Regions from separate parts of the Homo sapiens genome. Here region 2 is linked to region 1. Evidence: read pairs that join two places in POLR2A ChIA-PET (ENCODE). Cell type or tissue: Panc1. All regions are shown on one strand. Links, peaks and the distances in the headings refer to the core of each region. The heading gives the core; the rest is flanking DNA. Region 1 overlaps DST (dystonin). Region 2 has its middle 120 kb from the start of COL21A1.

Region 1 (11,100 bases), core at 2,583-6,582:
TGGTTGACAAAAGTTACGGAGGGTAGGGTGGGATGGAATGGGTATGGCTCACAGAGCAGCATGAAGAATTCTTGTGGTGAGGGGAATATTCTGTATCTTGACTGTATCAATGTCAATATGCTGCTTGTGATATTTTACTATAAAGATGTTACCACTGGGGAAAACTGAGTAGAGGATACAATGGGATCTCTCTGTATTGTTTCTACAGCTGCAGGTGAACTTAGAATTATCTTAAAACAAGTTTAATTTTAATAAGACATTGTATACGTGTATCAAAATAACTTATGTACCTCATAAATATACACATCTACTATGTGTCCATAAAAATTAAAAATTAAAAGAAAATATATTAAATAAAAAAAATTTTAAAAGAAAGAAAACCAACTCTGTGGGTAACGTCTCACCTATCAGTTCCTATTTGTGTTTTCTCTCTTCGATATAATACTGCCCAATTGCCCTTCAGGTAGAATGTGCTAATGTACACTCCCACAAGCAGTGTTTTGCTATAACTTCATAAACGTGGGGTATAATTTATTTTTTGATATTGAAAATTTAATATCGTCAAGTTTATAGGTAGACTTTCTGTAATTATAAGGAAACCAAGAAACCACTTAAAATAATCTATCTTAAGCTGGTTCAATAATTTCTGTGATATTATTTAATTTCAAATGAAGTTATTCATGAGCAATTATTGATCAATATGAAAACAAAAGAAAAACATTTCATCAACTAATTCAGCAGCTTCAGGTGTGGAGAAAGAATCCCCATGAAAAAGAAGTGAAAGTTAGTCTTCTGTGGATTCTTACTTTTCAAGGCATGTAAAGCTACAGGTAAAAATTGATTATGTGATTCATTTAAAGAATATAAGACTGAGAAAAACAGTTCAGGCCTTTCTACCTGAGTGTAAATACTGCAAGATATCTGAATAAAATTTAACAGTTATAAATTTTTTTCTTCCACTGGTTCCTGAAAAAAAAAATAAAGTAATACCCCAACCCTCTTGTTTGTGTTCAGCCTGACAGTATTTAAATGAGTGTCCTCATAAAGACAGTCAGGCTGTGAAATATTAATATTAGTTTAACACTATGTCTTCCCTATTTAAAAAAAAAAAAAAACTTTCCAGCAATAAACAGTATGGTGATACCATCTAAGTTGCCAAAAAAGGAAAGCTGAAATCCAAACAATGTTTCTTTGATCAAGTCAAACATTTGCTCTGCTAAGGAAAAAAAAAAAAAAAAAAAAAAAAGACTTCAAACAGATATTTCCCGCCTGTCATCTGAGAAACTTTTAAAATTAAATTATCAAATATTGTTAAGCAACAAAGGGAGTAGCTACAGGATCTACATTAAGTAATTTATAGTAAGGCGAGGCATTTTAGGTCTATGACTCACTCAAATGACTGGTTAACATTTCTAATGGAACATAAACATGGTCCATAAACATATTTCTAATGGACCATAAACATGGCTCACTTTATATGTAAGCAACATGGAGAGAAATACACTAGGTCAAATTTTAGTAAATTTGTTTACTACTCATACAAGTAAGTAAAATTTGACTTAACATAAAATGTTGATAATCTTGGCATCCATAATTGTATTTGGGGAAATACTTTAATAGCATCAGAGGAGCCGAACCACCAACTCTAGCTACTGTAACTTCTGTTTATAGTTGAATTAGCCTTTCAGGAATTTTCTAAAAGTTAGTGCAAGACATTTTAAGTAGCTACATCTAAATATGCCTGAAAAACACTCTCTAAAACAGTAACAGCCAGCATCCTACTGAGCACATTGTTCTAAGTGCTTAACATGCAATACCTCCTTTAATCCTGACAGCTGTATCATGTATTACCATTAACTCCATTTCCAGCTTAGAAAAATGAGGTAAAGGGAAGTTAACTAACTTACCAAAGACTACTCAGGTAGTAAATGCTGAGCCTGAGATTCTAACGAAGGTGGTCTGACTTCTAGACTGCCAAATATCACAACAGTCAATACACAATAGGTTTTAATAGAGGTTTAAGGCAAAGTGATAAGCAAACCTTAACCTCAAGGACATCCTTTTCACTCCCTTCCCCTTACTGGGGATCTTATCACTTTCTTTTGATTAGCATTTCCTTCCACTTTGCTTGTCTTTATTTATAACACAAGACATATTTTCCCATCCACAACACCTGGAGGGTCTGAACAAATCTCATTTCCGTAGGAGATGTTTCCTTCTGGTCCTTTAAAAGAAATAAACAGGTGATATTTTTCTCCAGGCTGATTCCTAATGACCCAATGAGTTGTTTGCATTAACTGCACCCAAACCACCAATCCAAGGGCCTTTCTAACAGGGTTATTATGGGGCCCACTTACATAAGCCAAGCAATTAGAACTGCTGAAGAAAGCTTGGGATTCCCAGACCCAGTAAGATATACATATTTTAGCAACTACTGACAGTTGTACATTATAAGAAGCAAAGGATGATGAATTGCTCTGAGGCTTAAAGAATCAAGGTAGTCTGAATTCAGAACCCAAGTCTGTACATTTTTCAAGTAAAAGTGCCTTTCTCCATTTCCACAAAGCTTGTAGAAAGAAAGCAACAAAGATATGCTACTCTGCGTAGGTTTAAAATGCAAAAATATGTACAGTTTATAACTCAGATAATGGCATGTATTGTAAAAGGGAGGCAGTTCAGCTCAACATCATTATTTACTAAGCTGCCTTGTCCCATTCAGATTCTTCCTAAAAGTAATGAATGGGCCCAACTACTTTAAAAAATAATACCCTTTTTAGAATATCAATGCCCGCAAATCTAGAGTCAGATTTGGGGGACTGGTGGGTGGTATCAGTGAATGTACAAGTTCTTACTCATTCACCCATTACTGAGGTTTTTCAATTATTTCTCAAATAATAACAAATACGGCCTTCACACCTATGTTATGAAAGTTCAATAGCGTATCTTTTCAAAACTGTTATTGTGATATAGGATTAACAAGAAAATCTAACCCTGTCAAATCAAAACTTTTTAAAAACCTAAATTTATACAAAGTGGTTACAAAGTATGTGCTAATGAGAAGGTATCTGTATGTTCCCTTCTGTTCTCCCTTCAAACTTTTAAGTCTTTTCCATGTTTTTCTTGACATCTTCCATGCTGATGATTAGAAGTCAATACATTCTGCGATTGTGGCTTGACAGTTCACAAAGTGCTTATGCTTTTGTTAAATTTCAAAAAGCAGGTTGACATTATAAAAGAGGTATATCTGTATATATGCAACCTTAAAACTGGGAAAAAATATGAAGTATCTTAAGAGATATTTCTGCTCAGAAAACAGAACACCTAGTCATTGAAAATCTAATTTAACTCTCCCTGATTTAACTGGGACAAATCATTAAATCTATAAATTTTAAAATTGTTAAGTATTATTCAAGACACATGTCCTTACCCCATCATGTGTGGCTGTTGGTAGGCTGGGGGCAGGGGTCTGGGGAAAGAGTCACTGTTAATAAAACAAATTGCATATGACTAAAGGTGTGTCTAAAAAGATGAGCTCAGGTCATATCGTGTCCCTATTTCATACAGAGAAGAGACTCAGAATGGTAATTTGTTTAAACAATGCAAAACAGATAGTCCAAAATACGTGGCTAATGTCCAGGTCTAAAGATATGCTTTTTTTAATCACTCCTTTTTATATTTCATGGATGTAGTTATTGGGTAAAACAGAAAACAAACATTTTTATCAAACTGTACTCTGGTCCTAATTCCAAACATCTATAAGTAGGCAACCTTATAAAATATTTCAGGGATATATTAGCTTCTTTATAAACTTGAAAATTATGAGTTTGGAAACTTATCTTTTAAGTGCAAAATCTCTGCCACACCAGGAAGACAGGTACCTACTACTCTATTCTTACGTTTCCCTACACGGTAATGTTTTATGATCCTTTTAGTGTTGTATCCTCATCCTCCACAGTCTTTACAGCTGGAAATATTTTCATTAGATACCTCCACTTTGTTGTAATAATGGAACCTTCGGATTATTGAAGAATTTTAGAAAAAAAATGGTTTACCACCCTCAAGGGTTTTTCTCTATATATAATTTATGAGGAGGCACAGCAGTGAGGGAGAATGAGATAGGGATTAAATTTTAGTTGCTACTCTGCCACTTACTGCTTGTGAGACCACATGCAAGTCACTTTATCCCATGCATGCTGGGCATGTTCCTCCCAGCTCTAAACATCTGTGTGTCTATGTAGCCTTATTGGAGGTATTTTCATTGGACAGACTTGCAGGTATTTCAAAGAAATGAAGATAAAAATACACACATGAACAACCAGAAGATATCAGTGGCATTAAGATGTGTAATCTGTTGGTAGTAAGACTTTTACTATATACATTGTCTTTCACTTTCAAAAGGATTTTACTATATAAATTCTCCTCCTCTTTCAAGACGAAGACTGGAAGGATACAGACCAAATTGCTTACATATGCTTTCTTTCATGAATTTTTCTATATTCTTTGAGAAAATCTTGAAATTTTAAATAAGGACTAATTCTATCAGAAAAAAAAAATCATTATTTTCCTAAAGGATTCCGGAAGACTTACACTGACTTACTTTCCCCCATGCCTTTGGAAAACATACGCAAAACCTTGAAGAACCTGGCCACAGTTAATGACCTTGGCATATATCAGAGATTACTAACCAACGAAAACTCAATCTGTGACTGTGCCCTTATTACTTCCTCACTTTACTGAACCAGCCAACCACAGTCAACTTCTCAAGAAATTCTTACTCCCAAGAGTACAGAATAATTTTCTTGCTGTTTAGAGAAGCCTTCAGTGCCAGTTGGGAAACGTTCAAATACATTTCAGTGAAAAAAATATATTTTTCAATAGTTAAATAAACTTCACAAATAAACACCCTCATTTTCCTATAAAAATGAGGCATACAAACTCCTCTGTTTAAACAGAGTCACACAAATACATTCCTCAAGCATGAATGCCCTCCTTCACAAAAATTTCTTAGCCAGGGCTTTTGCTATCACTGCATTTCATCAGCTGTTGTGATCCCAGAGCACAGCACTAAAATGAGGAGCAGAACATTATGCTTTAGAACTAACTATAAATTCCATTTCTATGGCAACATTAGAAAATTAATTCTGGATGCTCCCACAGAATCAGCTTGATTTATGCCTCTTGCTTTTGGCTCATACTAGTAAAAGCTTAGTCACACACCATCACAAGCTCTGCTCTAAAGTACAGTGCAATATCATACTACCCCCACACATAAACTTTGTAGTAACTGTGATGACTTAATATAAATATTCACAGAAATTTCAACTAAAGTTAATCAACACATGTATTATATTACGAACTTCTATCTCCAGGACCCCACTCATTGCCCACAGTCTTCCCAGGGAGCTGTGGCTAAGGGCTGAATGCCTATAAAACTCTTGGAGTATACATTCTGCAGGAGTTATAGACAAATTGGAACCTATCATCTTTTCCCCCCTTCTGTCATCTTCAGAAAAAAACTTCACATTACCAACAAAACTGCTTCCTTTTTAAAAAGAAAACATTCTCTTTGCCCCAGCTTTCTGTAAATGAACAGTTAATACTGACTTACATAACAATTCACAGTATTTACTCACATACAGATTAGACTTAGTCAATACATAAAAATTAATATCAGCAATATGCATATGTGTAGACAAAAGCATTTTGTTTGGAAAGCTGGGCTGATCTTCGCAGTGTCTGACTTGGTAAGGATAAATCTGTGAAACAATGAGGCAGATGGCTGTGAACAATGTGCAGATTAGCCTTGCCCTGGTGCTCAGACGTCGAAGAAGCCCAGTCAACTTCTTTTCAAATCCACTCTTTCATTTTGGAAGCACAGCAAATGAATGGAAACAGTATTAACAGTCATCTTTGTTCAGGTAAAAGCTCCAAGAACAGCTGGAGAAAATTTATTGCCTAAACAACAAACCATTTTTCCCTACCTGCTGTGATCGCAGAATGGCTGCATCGATCTCCTCCACCTTCTGAGTGATGGTGTCGCTCACTAATCGGTAGCGCTCATTGTCCTCAGCTACCATTTTCTCAAGTCCTTCTCTTGCCCTCCATGGTACCAGTTCCAGCAAAGCACTGCTCACTTCATTAAGGGAGTCCAGTAAGGCTTTGTTGTTCTTAGCTTCCTTTTTCAGTTCCTGAAAACATACAAATAAGTTAGTAACACTTAAGAGCTTCAACAGACTTTTCCTTTAACTGTTCTTGGAGCTCAAGTCCTTTGCAGGCGAATAATGTGATGCTTTGCCCCACTCCCCCCCTCCCTTAGTTTCAGTCGAGTTAAATAAACCTTTTTTATCTAAAGCTATTTTGCAAAAAGAAAAATGTTTCCTGAGAAGTTCAAAGAACAATTCATTTGTCGACACGGCAAGATTTTATCTTTGAAATTTAATATAAATATTTAAAATTTCAGAAGCAAAAACAAGCAAGTTAACTTGTATTATTCTTTGCTTTCTGGGAACCTCTAAGTAATCAGGTAACAGAAAAGTAAAATGAAGAGGATATTCCAAGCCAGAATTAAGTGACCCTCAAAATGATGACAAACTGGCTTTATATCATGACAGTAGAATCATTACAGGCTCAGTGAGCCTGACCTCACCAACTCCCTTTCACCCACATGTGATCATACTTCAAGGATGATAAAAACAGAGGCTGATATCTTGGAAAAGAGGAATGATTACCATGCAGTGTATTACGTTTGTGATATAATTAGAAAACCCACCCCATGTTATCTTATAGAAATATTGGTATTCCAACCAAATTATGTGTGTCTCTGAAACAATGATCATTTTCCTTTTTTTTTTCTGTTTTCATCATTCTGTCCCTTGGGTAATAAACTATACTCCCAAATATAAGACTCTTGCAACAATTATAACATACTGTTTTCATCTCTGGGCTCCTAAAACTTTAAACAGTTGATCTGCTGCCAATTTCTATTGGGTCTCCACCCACCAAGGCATCCTTCAGCATATGTAATGACATAAGACAAATATAATTTTATTTTTGTGTGAATAAGACTGCCTAAAAGATAAAAGACTAATCCAAAATGCAGAAATCAGAGCTTACCTTTGGTCTCATTTGTGCTTGACTTGCTTCTTCTCCTTTCAGAACCTGAGTTTCATATGAAAGTAATTCCACCTCCACTTTGTCCAGCCAGGTACACAGCTCTTCGTGTGTGGAGTGCAGCCGCCTTGCAAGCTGCAGCGCCTGTTCCAGAGTCTTGGCCACATCAGTGCTCAGTTTAGTAATGTCTTTGTACCTTGCTTTAATGGCTTCCAATTTATCTTGAATTATTAAAACTTCATCACCTAAAATTTCAAAGTCACGTTATTTCTTATGAAGGAAAAAAAAGGCAGGGAGAGGGTTTCTTCAGATATTATGGAACACTGATGAAATTTCCACAGAACAAAAGGAGACATTTTTCTAAAGATAATCTTACTCAAGAGAAGCCCTTTTCTAAATTTTAATCTTTCCCAAGATTTCCAGCAAATCTAAATCACTCTGAAAATACAAATGTAGGAACTGGAAAAGGCTAAATGTCTTTAGCTATGTGGAAAGCAGTACTTTTGTATCTATCTGTATGAGACTTTGTTTTCAAAGAAGAGAGGTTAAAAACTGCTTGAGTTCAAATACTGACTTCATGCATGGCTTAAAAGCTGGGTTACTTTGGGCAAGATACTTAGCCTCTCTGCTCTTAGTTATTCATCATTACTCATCTGCACTATTCCAACAGATCTTTATTTGCCTCTACCTCATTTTTTGACACACAGAAAAACTGTGTCCTGGGCTTCAGACTTCTAACTAAAGGCTCTTGATTCTACATTTAATTTCTTCAATGCATAATGAATGGTACTTGCCCCCAACATACACATATTGCTGAACTGAATATAGGTATAGTGAAATTCCTATGGCCAAAGGAATCACTAAAACTAGTTTCCCTGAGTTGTCCTAAAAATCTCATCTAGATACTAAACTATGTATCAGTTTTCTTGGTGATTCAGACATGAAGAAATGAAGCCCATGTATAGCTATGCACGTAGCCATACTGTGTGTCACTGCAATGCGATCTATCTTAAAAAGAAATTGTCTACAACCTACGTGTTCATCTGCCTTCCACAAGTGGAAAAGTAATGTGACTCTGTCCTGGGCTTCTCTGATGAGCTCCTGTGCCAAAGTGCTTTATGTTATGAGTAATACACACAACTTCCATCAAGAACTCAAGTGAGATCATGAGAAAAAAGTGAGATCATATCCTAACCACCCCCTTGATTGGTCTTCAAAGCATTCTCCAGAATAAAAGTCTTGGAATGGACCAAAAATTATAAAGTGTTTTGGTTTTTTCCCATCCCTAAAATATTTTGAAAACAATATAAAATGCTGACCACATGATGATTTGATTTGAAAGATATCTCACCTGTGGTTTGTTTAAGTAGTTCTAAACCATTTAGTAAAGCCTGATCTACATTTTGTTTCCTGAGTAAGATGTCCTCTTGCAGAACCTGAAAACACAGGTACCATTTTTATGTGGGGGGAAAAACATTTAAGTTAGCATTAACATTAGTTAATCTCAGAGAACTTTAATTAGATTTCACAGAGACATATTTGAGTAAATATCTCACATTTTCAAATGTTCTTATTGTTCCCATGTTTAGACCTCTTCTTTTCACCTCTGTGGCCCATGTCCCATGTTCATCTACCATAATTCACAGCATATTCCTTTTCAGAAAATACTTAGGGCCCTATGAAAATGGGCTTTGTGGACATACTGAAGTACTGGTTAATACAGGTCTTTGTATACAACAATAAAATAACAAAATGAAAAGTGAAATATCCAGCTAATTGGATAGAGTCACTCTTTTCTTTAAAATGACTTCATTAAAAGTAATCTGTATAAACAGTCTTTTTTTAAGTACAGCAATTCATCGAAATCATCATAAACATAAAATTGTACAGAAATAAGGACTAAGAAATAATGACAATTGAAATGAAAAAATAAGATAAAATAAAATAAATCAAAATACCCGAAGTTCAGACTGCTGCTTCCATAGCCCCTCAGTGCTGTAATCCTGGACTGAGAGCTTGCTCAGTTTGTCATGCACTTCATTCAGCCAGTTCATCAGTTCAACTTCATCTTCCCCAAAAATCTTAGCATTACATAAGGCCTGCTGGAGGAGCTCAGACCTGCTGTGACTTTTCTCTTGAATCTCAATGTACCATACTTGAGAGAAGTCTAATTTACTCTGCACCATATCTTTATCCTCCCTGGAGCTCAAAACCTTTAAGGACTGGCCAATGCTAACAGCCTGGTGTAAATGTTTATTGTGATTGATGATGTCATCTTCTAAGGCCTAAGCAAAGTTTAAAAAAATAAAGAAGAAAAACAAAAAGAATGGACAAATAAAAATGAAAACATAAATAAAACTAAAGCATGACATGTTAAATGGATTTAGTTTGCAATTAAACAAAACAATAGTACATAACTCAAATTTATGTCACAAAACCACACAATAAAAACTGAACCTCGCTAATGTGTGATTTATATCTTACTTTGTGCTGTGCAATTTGTTCCTCAAGTTTAGATGCTTGGGTTCCTATGGGTTCACAATTCACCAGCCTCTTTTCTATGGTTGTAAGCCACTCGTTCAGTGGTTCTAAGGTTTCATGAAATTGCTGTGCTACCACCGAGATACCTTCCAACTGACGATTCCTACAAATGTGCCAAAAGGTCATTTAGGGATGAAGAATGTGTGAAATATTCAACAAAAATCTTCAGTCATGCTCTTGCAATCTATTCTAAACATTTTCTGTAGAAACTATCTAAGGTTACAATTTAAATCTCTTAACATTTAAAGAACATATTAAAACAATTCTTCTGTTAAAAAAAATTAAAGTTGAACAACAGATCATCCTCAAGTTCCTGAATCTCATGAAAGTCTGAAGTAATCTTCTGTAACAATACTTCCAATAGTTACAGTTATAATAATGACAGCAATGTTATAATAATAACAGCAGTAATAGTAACGACAACAGGTAAAATTTATTGAACACATATTCTGTGCCAGGCCCCATTTTAAGTGCTTTATATATTAATTTCAATTGGAGCAACAGTTACTGAGATTGCTCTTAATCAAATGGTCAAAACTGGTTTCAAATTTTGAAGAGCATACATAGCTTCTTCCTCCTCTCCTTAGTGGAATTAATAGTGATTCCTATTTTATAAAAGCGCAGGGTTAGGTTTACTTCCCAAAAGCAATATTAATATTTTATGGATTAAAATATCATGAACAGGGGAGAAGTATTCATTGGACTTTTACTGGTACTTTAAAATATCTTTGGAAATACGTTTCCTCAGTTGCAGAGGACTAAAGCTAAAACCTGTTTCCGCTGTCCTCAGTATTTATCTAGAGCAAGCTATTGTTCTGGTCTGCATACGGAGTACCTGATTCAGTATCAAATCCTGTATACATAATTTCTGCTGGGATCAAGAGATATTGCTGCCTTAACTTCTTATCATGTTTAATTTTCAGGGAATTACATGTTTTGAAAAATTAGCTTTCTATGAAGAAGAAGGGAATTACAGAAAATTGGCATAAGCTATTAAACATAATTTCTATAACATATCACAATGCACACACATTTTTAAAAACTTTCAGTTGATATATTTGATCCTAAAAATGAATAAAATTACTATATTCGTAATTACCTCTGGATTATCACTATCTGTGACCTTTTCTTCTAAATTCAAATATCCAATCATCTAAAATCAGTGGAAATAACTATTCTGTGATGGGATTTCACTTACTATGATTTAAACTGTCCACAATAAATCTGGGCATGAATCATAACCATTACCAATATCCCTCAATTTAATATCTCTGTGAAGAAAGTTTTAGGAAAAGAAGACTAGTTATGGTAGTAAAGCAGAGATCTAGACATTCACTCATTTATTATTTTAAAATTACTGAGAGTATCTCCCATGGCAGCCAGGGCACAGCTCCCAGGGCATTACACAGAACGGTTAATCTGTTGACACATATCAGAGGACAACATGAG
Region 2 (11,100 bases), core at 4,621-8,620, 160 kb before region 1:
TAAGGGGTATATAAAATGATGATGTGTCACTTTTGATACGGTTTTAGGTTTCAGGGAATGCAATATAGAGAAGGCCAAGTGCAGTGGCTCACACCTAGTCCATTCTCAACGAGATGTAGATGTTCTTGCTGTTGTTGTTAGGACTTTTTAGTTGCCAAATCTGATTGAATCAAATCAAGCAACATTTGAAGATAATCTGAAATTTTAATATGTAAAAAAAAAACCCCAAACCAAGTTTGAGACAGACGATGTTATATTACAATTTGAACATAAATGTCCTCTCTAAACAATTGATTTCACGTCTGAATTTGAATCTTCAAACGATGATTGCAAAGTGTAATTTGATTTATATCTTCCCTTCTCCTCTTTCCCTAGATCTCTTGTCTACATGGTAAAATTCAACAGCCTAAGGAGGCAGAAAGAGAAAGAAAAATAGAAATTAAAACAACTCCAACCCACTGGTATACACAATCCATAATTCAATTCTGTATGTTTTTAAGCTTCTAGCAGTTTTGATTAAATCTTGCTGGAATTTAAATTGTATCAGAAGAAAAGTTTAGCATTAAAATATGGAATTCTACCAAACATGTCCCCAAGTCAGGAGAGATACTCAAAGAATATAAATTAAAGAAGAAAGAAAAAAGCCTAAAATCTCCAAATATTCTGGAAAAGTCACATTTATTAATATTTTAAATTGCATGAAAATGCACGTTATGGTCAAATGGATAAATAGAGCTATAGGAATATGTGTAGAAGTTTTGTCTTATCCAACAGTATAATGTGGTGTATTTTCCCTTCCCAATGGTTAAAAAAAAAATTCCATTCAACAGATGTTTGGTTAAAGCTTGGCAATTTTTCTATTTTATCAATGTCACATTTTCTATCTATAATATATTGAATAATTTTTCTCAAAACTTTCATAGAATTTAGTAAGTATTTAAACTGACTATAATTCACTTCTAAAATATAATTTCATTGTCTAAAAGTTATCATAAAATACATCAGATCATTCCACACCAAAATTACTCTGTGGAAGAATTTTTCTGATAATATTTTCTGAAAACAATTTCAAATATATGATAATTATATACTTATCCAGTAACCTTAACAAGAATGCTTCAAGTTAGACTGACACGGGATTACGATTTCCTGGAACTCTGCACCAGTCACTGGGCCCCGTGGGCTCTGTTTTGTCTCCTATAGTTTGGGGATTGGAACAGATTTCCAAGGCCCCTTCAAAATGAACTATGACTAAAACACCGTCTGTGTTGTTCAGATGATTACCCACCAGAGGGCACCAAAGCACCTCACAATACCTTTCTTCAACTCAGTTCCCTGAATCAGATCATGGAAGTAGGTGGGGGTTGGTTGGTTTGGGTTTTTTTCTGTTTATGTCCTGTAATTCGTTATTACATTAATAAAGTCACATTTCAAACCTGAAAATATGAGGCAATCGGACATCTGTTATTGATTATTCTAAAGGAGACATTTCTGAGCACATGCACAAATTTATCTTTACGAGTAATGTACCCATTTTTCAGTCATGCTTAAGATTGATATATTAATGGAGGATGGAAGATAAAGACTTCCAGTCTTGACCAAGTAGTGCATTAAATTAAACTCAGTGGTTTTGGCAGAGAGATCCTTTGCAAGATTGATGTTCTATTATGTGAGTCTGAAAAGCAAGACAAAGGAGAATTGCTGGAGTCTCTGAAGTCCTATCCGTGTCCTAGATCGAAGGAAATGAAACATATTCCTTAATCTAATTTGTGATCTTCCTTCTGCAAAGAGTCATTGCAAACTGTGGAATAATAAACTAGCAAGATATGATGTGCTCAAAACATCACTGAATAATCGTATTTGCACTGCAAATAATCACATAAATGAACATTTCTATTGACCTAAAAAGAATGACAGAGAGAGGTTTTGAAGCACTGATTCTTTTTCACAGGATTTTAAATCATTCTCCTGGAATTGGAAGTCCTTGAAGATACAATGGTGATGAGAAAGCAGAAGGCTTAGACTACTAAAAGTGACAGGGGAGTGGAGGGAGGGTCGTGTCACATCTACCACCGAATAGGTTGAGCACATAAAGAGAGTAAAGCCAGTTGCATTGTGCCATGGCATCTGTTCGACTTCACACTGATGTGATGTGGACCACTTTGAAGGTTACAATAGCAGAATTCAAAATTGCAAAGTCAGGGAGAACAGATGCTAGACTCAGGGATGTGCATGATACTGAGATTATTGCAAACCCGATGAAAGACATGAACAGGCCCTTTTATTAAATATGAGAAGAGTCTAAGCCATAATAAACACTGTGAACCTGAGGACTCAGAGTGATGATGTGGTGGCAAGAGTTAACAGAAATAGAAACCAAAATGGAAGGGGATGGAATAATGCAATAGCAACAGGTAAAAACGTTTTTGCAAAAAGTTGCCAGCATGAATTTAAAAAGGCATTGAAAAGATTTAAAACCAAAATCGTGTAGGTTGACAACACCAAATACATACGGTATCTTTCCAGGGCACCATCCCTAAAATAAGTGGAAATGTATCTAAATAACAGAAATATGATTCTATAAGTCTCAGGTAGAAAGGATGCTGGAATTATTATCAGCAACAACCCTCACCTTTTTTCTTATTTGTATTTTTAGATCTAAGAATATTGGATTTAAATATTAACCAAATAGGCTGGGCGCAGTGGCTCATGCCTGTAATCACAGCACTTTGGGAGGCCAAGGTGGGCAGATCACCTGAAGTCAGGAGTTCAAGACCAGTCTGGCCATCATGGGGAAACTCCGTCTCTACTAAAAATACGAAAATAAGCCAGGTTGTGGTGACGCGTGCCTGTAATCCCAGCTACTTAGGAGGCTGAGAATCGCTCAAACCTGGGAGGTGGAGGTTGCAGTGAGCCAAGATTGCGCCACTGCACTCCAGCCTTAGTGACAGAGCAAGACTCCGTCTCAATCAATCAATCAATCAATATTAACCAAATAAAGGGCATAAGACAGCAAGTCAGAGACTTTCGGGTTTTATGATTTGCTTGTTCTGTGGTTGGGAGAGGTAACTCAAGTTTGTTGACTCTCAGTTCTCTACACTGTAAAACGAGGATGAGACTAAACTACATCCTCAAAAGCAGAGCCAGTGGGATGTCCGTCTCCTGAGTTTCTTCCATGTCATGCTCCGTCTCATAAAAGAATAACCAGGGTATTCAGTGATCATGATTTTGTTTGCAGGTTGCACAACTATTTGCTTAATTTTATTTTTAATATTATAAACATTATTGGAAAACAAGCCTAAAGTTGGAAATAACCTAAATGCTCAGTGACAAAGGATTATTTTTCATCCTTATAATCCATTCAGTGGACTATCAGGTACCTGTTTGAAATGATGTAGAAGATTATCCAGTGGCTTAAGGAAAACACTTGGTTACTACAGGAAGATAAAGAAGCTCCAAATCAGAATAACTACAATTTTGGTTTTAAAAATAATGGCACCAAAATGGTAATAATAGGAAACTCTGGTTGGCAGAATTATTTTAAATTAGGAACGAAAGATCCAAGCATAAAAAAAAATCAAAAAGTCAAAGCAGTTATCTCTGTGGGGTTATGAGTGATGGCTGCGTATGTGCGTGTGCGTGTGTGTGTGTGGTGTGTGTGTGTGTGTTCTTTTCTACAACATAAACAACACAAAGGCAACCAATATCTCTTTAAGTAGCATTTCTACTGAAGCCTGTGTAAGGAAGCACAGCTCAAAGTGTCCATGGTTCATCCACAAGGATATCAAGCATTGTTTTCAAACAGACGTAACCTTTTCCTTTGGCTCTCTGGCTGTTTGGCCTTCCATCAGGAACAGTCACCTTCCTGGTCACTAAGAGGATATGAATCAGGTCTCCAGGTTAACTGAACACAATGAGCGCTTGCCCCTGGAAACCCTTGCCCAATCCACCCCCGACCCGTCCACCATCTCCTACTACCACAGGGGCACCCTGAAATTGCCAGATGACAAACCATTGACAAGTAGCAAGTTCAGCCAAGCTAGAGAGATACTAGCAGTATAGCAAGTGAAAAAAATTATATAAAGTATGATCTCATTTATTATATTTTAAATGTATAATCGTGTCTGAAGAAAACTCACTAAAATGTTAACCATGGTTATCTCTGTGTGGTGGGACTATGAGTGCCTTAAGTTTTCTTATTTTTGCTTAGCTCTATTTTCTAAATTTTCTACAATAAGTATGTATTATTTTTTAATTTTAAATAAAATAAGTAATTTTGCCAATTTGATCAAGCCAATAATTTGGGATCCCTGATTTATAAATAGACCAGTAGGTAAAGGACTCAATGGTTTAAAATATTGAGACTTTTACTAAATTTGTTCAAATACATTTTACTAAATTTACTCAAAGTAGCAGTGGCCCCATGTTTAAGAAACGCTGATTTTGGCTCTCCCTCTGACATCTCCTTCTCGGCCTTTCCTTCAAAGATATGCTCCTCCCCCAGTCCACTTACCATGAAGACACCTCTCTCTACTTTCCACACGGGCACAACCCCTCTCATTCCTGAATTCCTGCCAGCATTTATACACAGTCTGCCTGGATCAGCCCTCCCCACTCCCACCACCTCTACCACCTAGGCCCCTCTGTTAAGAACCTCAGCAGCCTTCTCTTGTTGCTGTGCAAGTCCCTAGCTGTTTGTGTGTTTGATCCCAGGTCCCGGGCCGGTGCGTATTTGAAAACTTTATTAATTCTTCCACTTGGCAGCAAACCCTACCCCCCACGCCCACATTGCCCCTTATATTTCCAGGGCTTATCACAATGATGCCTTTCTCCCACCTTCTTTGCAACATCTCTGCCCTGAATCTCCATCAGGGCCAGGCACTACCAAAAGCCAGAAGAGACAATCAGTAACTTCTTTGGGGCATTCTTCCTAGAAACATGAATGTTTGACATCTGTTATGCACAGCCTTCAAAATGAGTGTCCTACATATGTGCCCAAGAAATGGAGAGACAAATTGTCCTCTCTAAACTCATAAACGAATGCATGATTTTGGAGAGCAAAGCTCACTTCCTAGCCTTCTGGGAACCAGGCTTAGGCCTCGTTCTCCTAAGTGTCTCAGACAGCAGAAGCAGCAGGTCATATACACGTAATAAGTATCATGTGTATGGAGCTTTTTATTTGCAGTGATTGCACACTTATCGTCTATTTTAATCTGCACAGCCCTGTGAGGTATGTTTTCATATCTTCATTTTTCTGATCTGAAAACTGAGGCTTACAGAGGTTAAGTCACTCAGCAGAGGCCACACCACTAGGAAATGATAGAATGAGACTTGAATCCAGGTCTTTGGACTCATTTAGGTGGTCCTGTTGTGCCACAGATCACTGTGGGAGCCATTTTGAGGTCAGTCACCCTGTGGCATTACCAGGTGATTGTGTGTTTCAGAAGATTTGCTTCATCCAGAGATAAGTGAAGTTCCTAGGAGGGGCCATCAGGACTGAGAGGGAGGTATTGGGTAATATTTGTCCATTTAAACTCACCTTGGACATTTGGGGTGAGGAGATCTTATACTGAACAGGTCTGTCCTGTGTGTTTCAGGAAGCTTAGCATCACTGCTCTCTGCCTGATAAAATCTGACTGGACAACCCAAAATACCCCCCGACACATTCCCAAACAACCCCCAAGGGGACTGTGCCTTCCTTGGAAGAGAACTACTTCAGAAATCTGAGAACCTCTGATTTAAAAGCAAGAATGCCTATATTGCTAATAGGTGACAAGTCAGAACAAAAATTAGATCAATGGGCAGGTAATTACTGGGACAGACAGACCTGGACAAACTCAGAGTTTGCACTGGACAGCAAATTTGATGGCTGACATAATCAGCAAGCGTTCAATAGGTTGGAAAGCTGCCAAGATAAGTGCATTATGAGCACAATGAGTGTTGTGTGATTTCATTAGAATAGAAAAAACAAATATCTACATCTTTGACGGAGTGTGTGCCTCTCCCAGTTGTCCCTTGAGTTGCTGCTGATGAGCTCTTTAGTGCCCCAGCCCCTCATTAATGTTAAATTCTTTGTAATTGGCAGAGGGAACCATCGAGACAGTACTAATGGATCCTGGCAGAAGTAGCAGTGTCAGGTGCTGTAAATGAGAAAACCTAGGCGGCGACCTTTCAGAAAAGAGGCAGGCAAAAATTAAAACCCTCAATGATTCCTCTACCTCCATGGAAACAAACAGTTTCTTTGACTAGCACACAATGCTTTTTCACAGATATTATCTTCAAGGGCCATTTTCTCCTGGATGCTGTTAACAGATGAATAAGGTTTCCCATTTGTCTAGAAGAGAGGATTGTGTGCTAGACCCTTTGGGGAGACCCTCTCCCATAAATCCAACTTATCTCCATCCATAGCAAACCATCTGAATGGCACAGGCAGCTGGTGAAAGGGGCTTTGTGCTATGCTGCTTTTCCCATCACAAGCCTTGCCTGGTTCTCAGACAGCTGAGCTTGGTGCCCTTCATTTTATCTTGCCTGGCTTTAGGGCAACAATTTACTTCTCCCTCAGTAAAGACTACAAAGAGCAGCTATGATTTTTTTCTACCCAATTTGCTAGATGTTATCTCTCTCTGTAAAGAGCCCAGGAAAAAAAAAAAAAAAAGATTCAGAAATTTAAGCAGTCTATTTTCTCACACAGAGGACACAGTCTCTTTTACCACAGCTATTATTGGGCACCATTTAAGGCTTATACAAGAAGGATTATATGAGTTTCAAGAAAGTATTTTGGTTCCATTTTTGTTTCTGAGTCACTGGTGAGTTGAATACTCTATGAACTCTGTGAGCATGTGTAAAATCCTTTCCCCAAGAGACGACTCTGGGATGCTCATGTTATTGCCCCAGAACTTTGCTTCATACATAACATGTCCAGGAAACATACTTCTTGGGGTTCCTAACATGGATTAAGGCAACCCCTTTAATCTCAGGAATCCTAAACCACCAGGAATCAAATTTATCAGGAATAAAAACAATTACAGCTCACCACAAACCTCTCCCCCACATTTTCAAATCTCTATTAATCTTAAATAGCTATCTACACTTGACCAAAATGACTCACAGGAATAAATCATCTTATCCTCTGTATTGTCGAATATTCCCCCACATAAAAGCTTGCATAATGGATTATTTCCTAAACTGAGGACTAGAATTCTTCTACTCCCCTAATGGCTAGACAAGGAAGAAAAGCAGACCTGTGTACCTTTCAACTTCTTCTTGATTCTAAGTTCAGCACTAACTTATATGCTGCAAAGAATAGTTTAATATAAATAATTTTCTGGTATAATCCTACCCTTACCATTTAACTTCTTGGTTCTTGAATCTTTTTTTTCGTGGTTTTGCTATTTTATTGCTTAGGATGTCTTAATGTAAGCTGCCTCCCCTCCCCTTTAGCTATAGGTAGGACATAAATTCAGTGTTTATAATTTTCTAAAATATTCCTGTCTCAATTCTATTCCCAATAGTCTAATGCACTAAAGTTACCAGGCCTCCCAAAGTTATAAAACTGTGGGTTCCAATGTGGTAATAAAATGCTCCCACCATTCTTATATGTCAATGCCTCACAGACTGGGAGGGTGGTGAGTGGGTATGACATCGAGCAGTTTCATTGACCTGATGGGTTTAACTCTGAATCTTTACACCATGTATAACAACCACTTCTTTCCAAGCCTGTTTTCCTTTCACTATAGCCCCTTATAGATTAAGATGCCACCTCAGTATATGGAAGGATTTTTTTAGGACTGCAAGAAGAATTCTAATCCCTAAAAAAGAATAAAAAGACAACCTTTCTTCCTGGCTTTTTTGGAAAACCCAAATGTCACAATTAGAAATGCAATCTTTGACTTAGAGATTTGTCTTACTTGAAAATTCAAGGAAAAGGTTAATGCAAATGTGTCTCTCACCTTATAGCATTTACCCTTGTATGTTATGGAGTTTACTGGATTCCTTTTCTGCAATTAGATTTGATAGAGGGAAAGAGATAAAAAGGATGTAGACACTGAAGCCACAGCAGGAGGGAACGTGCAAAAAAGAACTAAAAGGTGAGACAGTCTCGCTCAACATACAAAACCCTGATTACAACACAGCCTCGCCAAGTCTGAGCCTGAGCAGTGCTCTCCCTCCTCCCATAACAACCCTCTCTGCAAGTCAGAGATCACTGGTCTTATACTAGGACTGACTTTTAGCTTTGACAGCCAAGTACCGCAGCAGGAAAATCTGACGAGTGTCTGGTTGGGATCATGTCAATTCTCAGAAGCTGAGAATCAGGAGTAAGAATGGGCTACTCCCATTTGAAAATAAATATGTTTTTTAGAATGCAGAAAAAATCCCAATGTACAACTAAGTAGTGCCAAAAAAGCAACTAGCTGGGAGGAAGATGTCATGTAAAGTCATATTTCTCTCTTCTCTTGCAAGCAATAGATCTTGTGGAGCTCTGCCCCCTCTGTCAGGTTACAAAGGGAGCATTCTCTACTCTTGAGGCCCTGTGGCAGGAGCAATTAGGTTGATGGGATTTGGTCTGAACTGCAGGCCAACACCTCTCAAAAGGATAAATTCAAGTTTCTTCCAGATGAGTGTTTCCACACTTCCACGAGTGGAAAACTGTTTCACAGCAAGAAAAACAGCACAACACTTTTAGCAACTATTGCAGCAATAGTTTGTAAGATGGTTTCATTCCCATTGGGCCAGTTTGCGTGCTTAGCAGAACTGTTCAACCATGTAAGTATAACTGTACTTCTAAGATTTTAGGGTGTCCTTTGTACTATTAAAAACACATCCGTCTAAACCTTACCTCAATTTACTTAACAAAAAATATAATCTTTTCAGAGTTAGACCTTTACTAGAATGGTAAATATTTTAAGACTATGTAAGGTCTCTGTGATCTTACAAATAAATACAAGTTTTAATGGCTCATCAGAAACATGTTAATTTAGTAGCTTTTCCATTTTAGTTAAAATCAACTTTAAAATATTTAGAATTGATTTAAAATGCCATTATTCACTGATTACTGTTCATATATAATATATGGGAAATCACTTTCAAATGCTGATTGTTGTTTACACAATAGCCTCTCCCTTCCTCCTGGCTGGTAGAATCTCAATACTCTTTGCTTGCATGTTCACGCCTTCCCTATGTGATCCAAGTCTAAACTGATTGGTCTGAACCAACTACAGTCAGTTTATTTCCTTTGCCAGTGATTAGTCTGGGAGTGGGCAATTGGTTTAGATCTGGCCAATGACCTGTGAAGGACAGTCTTCTGAAGACTACTAGAAAAAATTTCCTCCCTCTCAAGAGAAACAAGAGAAAACACTCCCACTCTTCTACAGTATAATTTTGTGTCTACAAAGGACGCTTTGAGACAATAAGGGGAGATAACCAATCCCTCTCAGACCCTGAGAATGGCAGAGCAGCAGAAAGTAGGAACCTAAATGACCAAGCCAATGAATTCATCTTCTCTGGAACATTAACCTCTGAATTCCTTGTTATGTAAGTTAGTAAATATCCTCATTGTTTAAGCTAATTCATCTAGTTTTCTATTACTTGGAACTGAGACAATTTTTTGTTTTTTTGTATTTCTTTGTCACCCAGGCTGGAGTGCAGTGGAGGAATCACAGCTCACTGCAGCCTCGAACTCCTGAGCACAAGAGATCCTCCCGCCTCAGCCTCACGGGTAGCTGGGACTACAGGCATACGCCTCTGTGCCCAGCTATTTTTTAATTTTTTGTAGAGATGGAGTTTCCTTATGTTGCCCAGGTTGGTCTTGAATTCCTGGACTAAAGTGATCTGCCCACCTTGGCCTCCCAAAGTGCTGGAGTAACAGGAATGAGCCACTGCACCTGGAAGAAACAATTCTTAAAGGTATATCATAAACACCCAAAAGCATTTGCGCACAATCATTTCAATTAAACTACTGTGAAAAAAAATTTTAACCTTTTCTAATTTGTGCTAATCTCAGCACTCTAACCAGAAATTATTCAACAAGCTGTCCTTTGACTCAACTAAGCAGGGGGGTATTTGCAGAATATTTGTAATTTTTTATTTCATAAATAATTCTAAACATTAAAATAAGTTATTCTAGGACAACCTAACCATTTTAAATTATTCTCTCATTTGTTGAGCTATAATTTTTATATACTAGACAAATATAAAATTTTAAATCTCTGCACCTATACACATCAAAAGTGTGTTCTTCAGAGATGTGGACAAATCAAAAAGAATTGAAATGACACTTCTTTCATAAGATAATTTTAGGTGGATGATTACACAGCTTCATGCATTGCAGAGGAAAAAATTCAATGTGAAATGGCTTGATTTGTCTACAGTTAGAAGAAAATCTCGGTTAAGAGCACAACAGTGGCTATCCAGGGCAGTGACCACTTTGTTATTTGATTAAAATTCCAGTTGGTCATGGTTGGAACCAGGTTCTTACTCCACAACCTCTTCTCCTCACCCCCCTTAAAATTCACTTACATTCCTTTTGTTTCAGAGTTATCTGCCATTGGCTGCCAGGGAAAGTTTGTTTATATTTCTTGGGAACGAAGCTTCAAGGTCACTTCCTATCATTAATTCTCTGTGAGCAAGTGTCGCTTGGGACATTTCCTGTTCCTATTCTCAGTGGTGCTGAGGAAGAGAAATTTTCAATGGTCTCTAATTTTTAATCTTCTACAGCAGTCTTCAAATATATGCTGGATGCTGGTATACCATTCATTTTATTTAACTGTGACTATTTCAGTAGAAAAATGTCCACATAATTTCTCCATTAAAAATGTAATATGCTCACTGCTGAGACTCTATCTGTAGAATGGGCAGCATGGTATTTTCTGCCATCTTTGGAAACAAGCTAGGTGGAGTACAGATTGCTTAGAAATCAATGCAAATAAATACTAAGTATGAATCCAGAGTATCTACTATTAGCTGAATATCGAGAACCAATTGTTTTGGTCATCTTTCCTAACTATAGCCAAAAGACAAAATTCAATTCAAAACACTTAAGTAAAAGTGTTATTTTAATCATTGGTGGCTTTTTAAAGATGGAAATACTAGTAAAAAGTGGAA

What was found. Peaks named below come from ENCODE experiments on the same cell type or tissue, not always from the same donor. Only the 100,000 strongest peaks of a DNase experiment are listed, where the experiment ranks them.
Region 2: POLR2A ChIA-PET joins it to region 1 with 5 read pairs; 2 of 35 experiments call an interaction of 5 or more read pairs at or near these places.

The regions. Positions count from the first base shown.
Region 1 is chr6:56,520,380-56,531,479 of GRCh38, forward strand. It overlaps DST (dystonin), which reads right to left. Exons shown (of 104, transcript NM_001374736.1): 65 at 9,595-9,754; 66 at 9,069-9,395; 67 at 8,462-8,546; 68 at 7,114-7,355; 69 at 5,982-6,188. Among named protein-coding and RNA genes, the nearest start is that of COL21A1, 280 kb to the left of the region's middle. In Panc1, for the core only: no CTCF peak of the experiment used is centred there; DNase peaks (open chromatin) are centred at 4,702 and 4,952; H3K27ac peaks cover 2,837 bases.
Region 2 is chr6:56,358,127-56,369,226 of GRCh38, forward strand. It overlaps a transcript of COL21A1 not described here. Among named protein-coding and RNA genes, the nearest start is that of COL21A1, 120 kb to the left of the region's middle. In Panc1, for the core only: no CTCF peak of the experiment used is centred there; no DNase peak of the experiment used is centred there.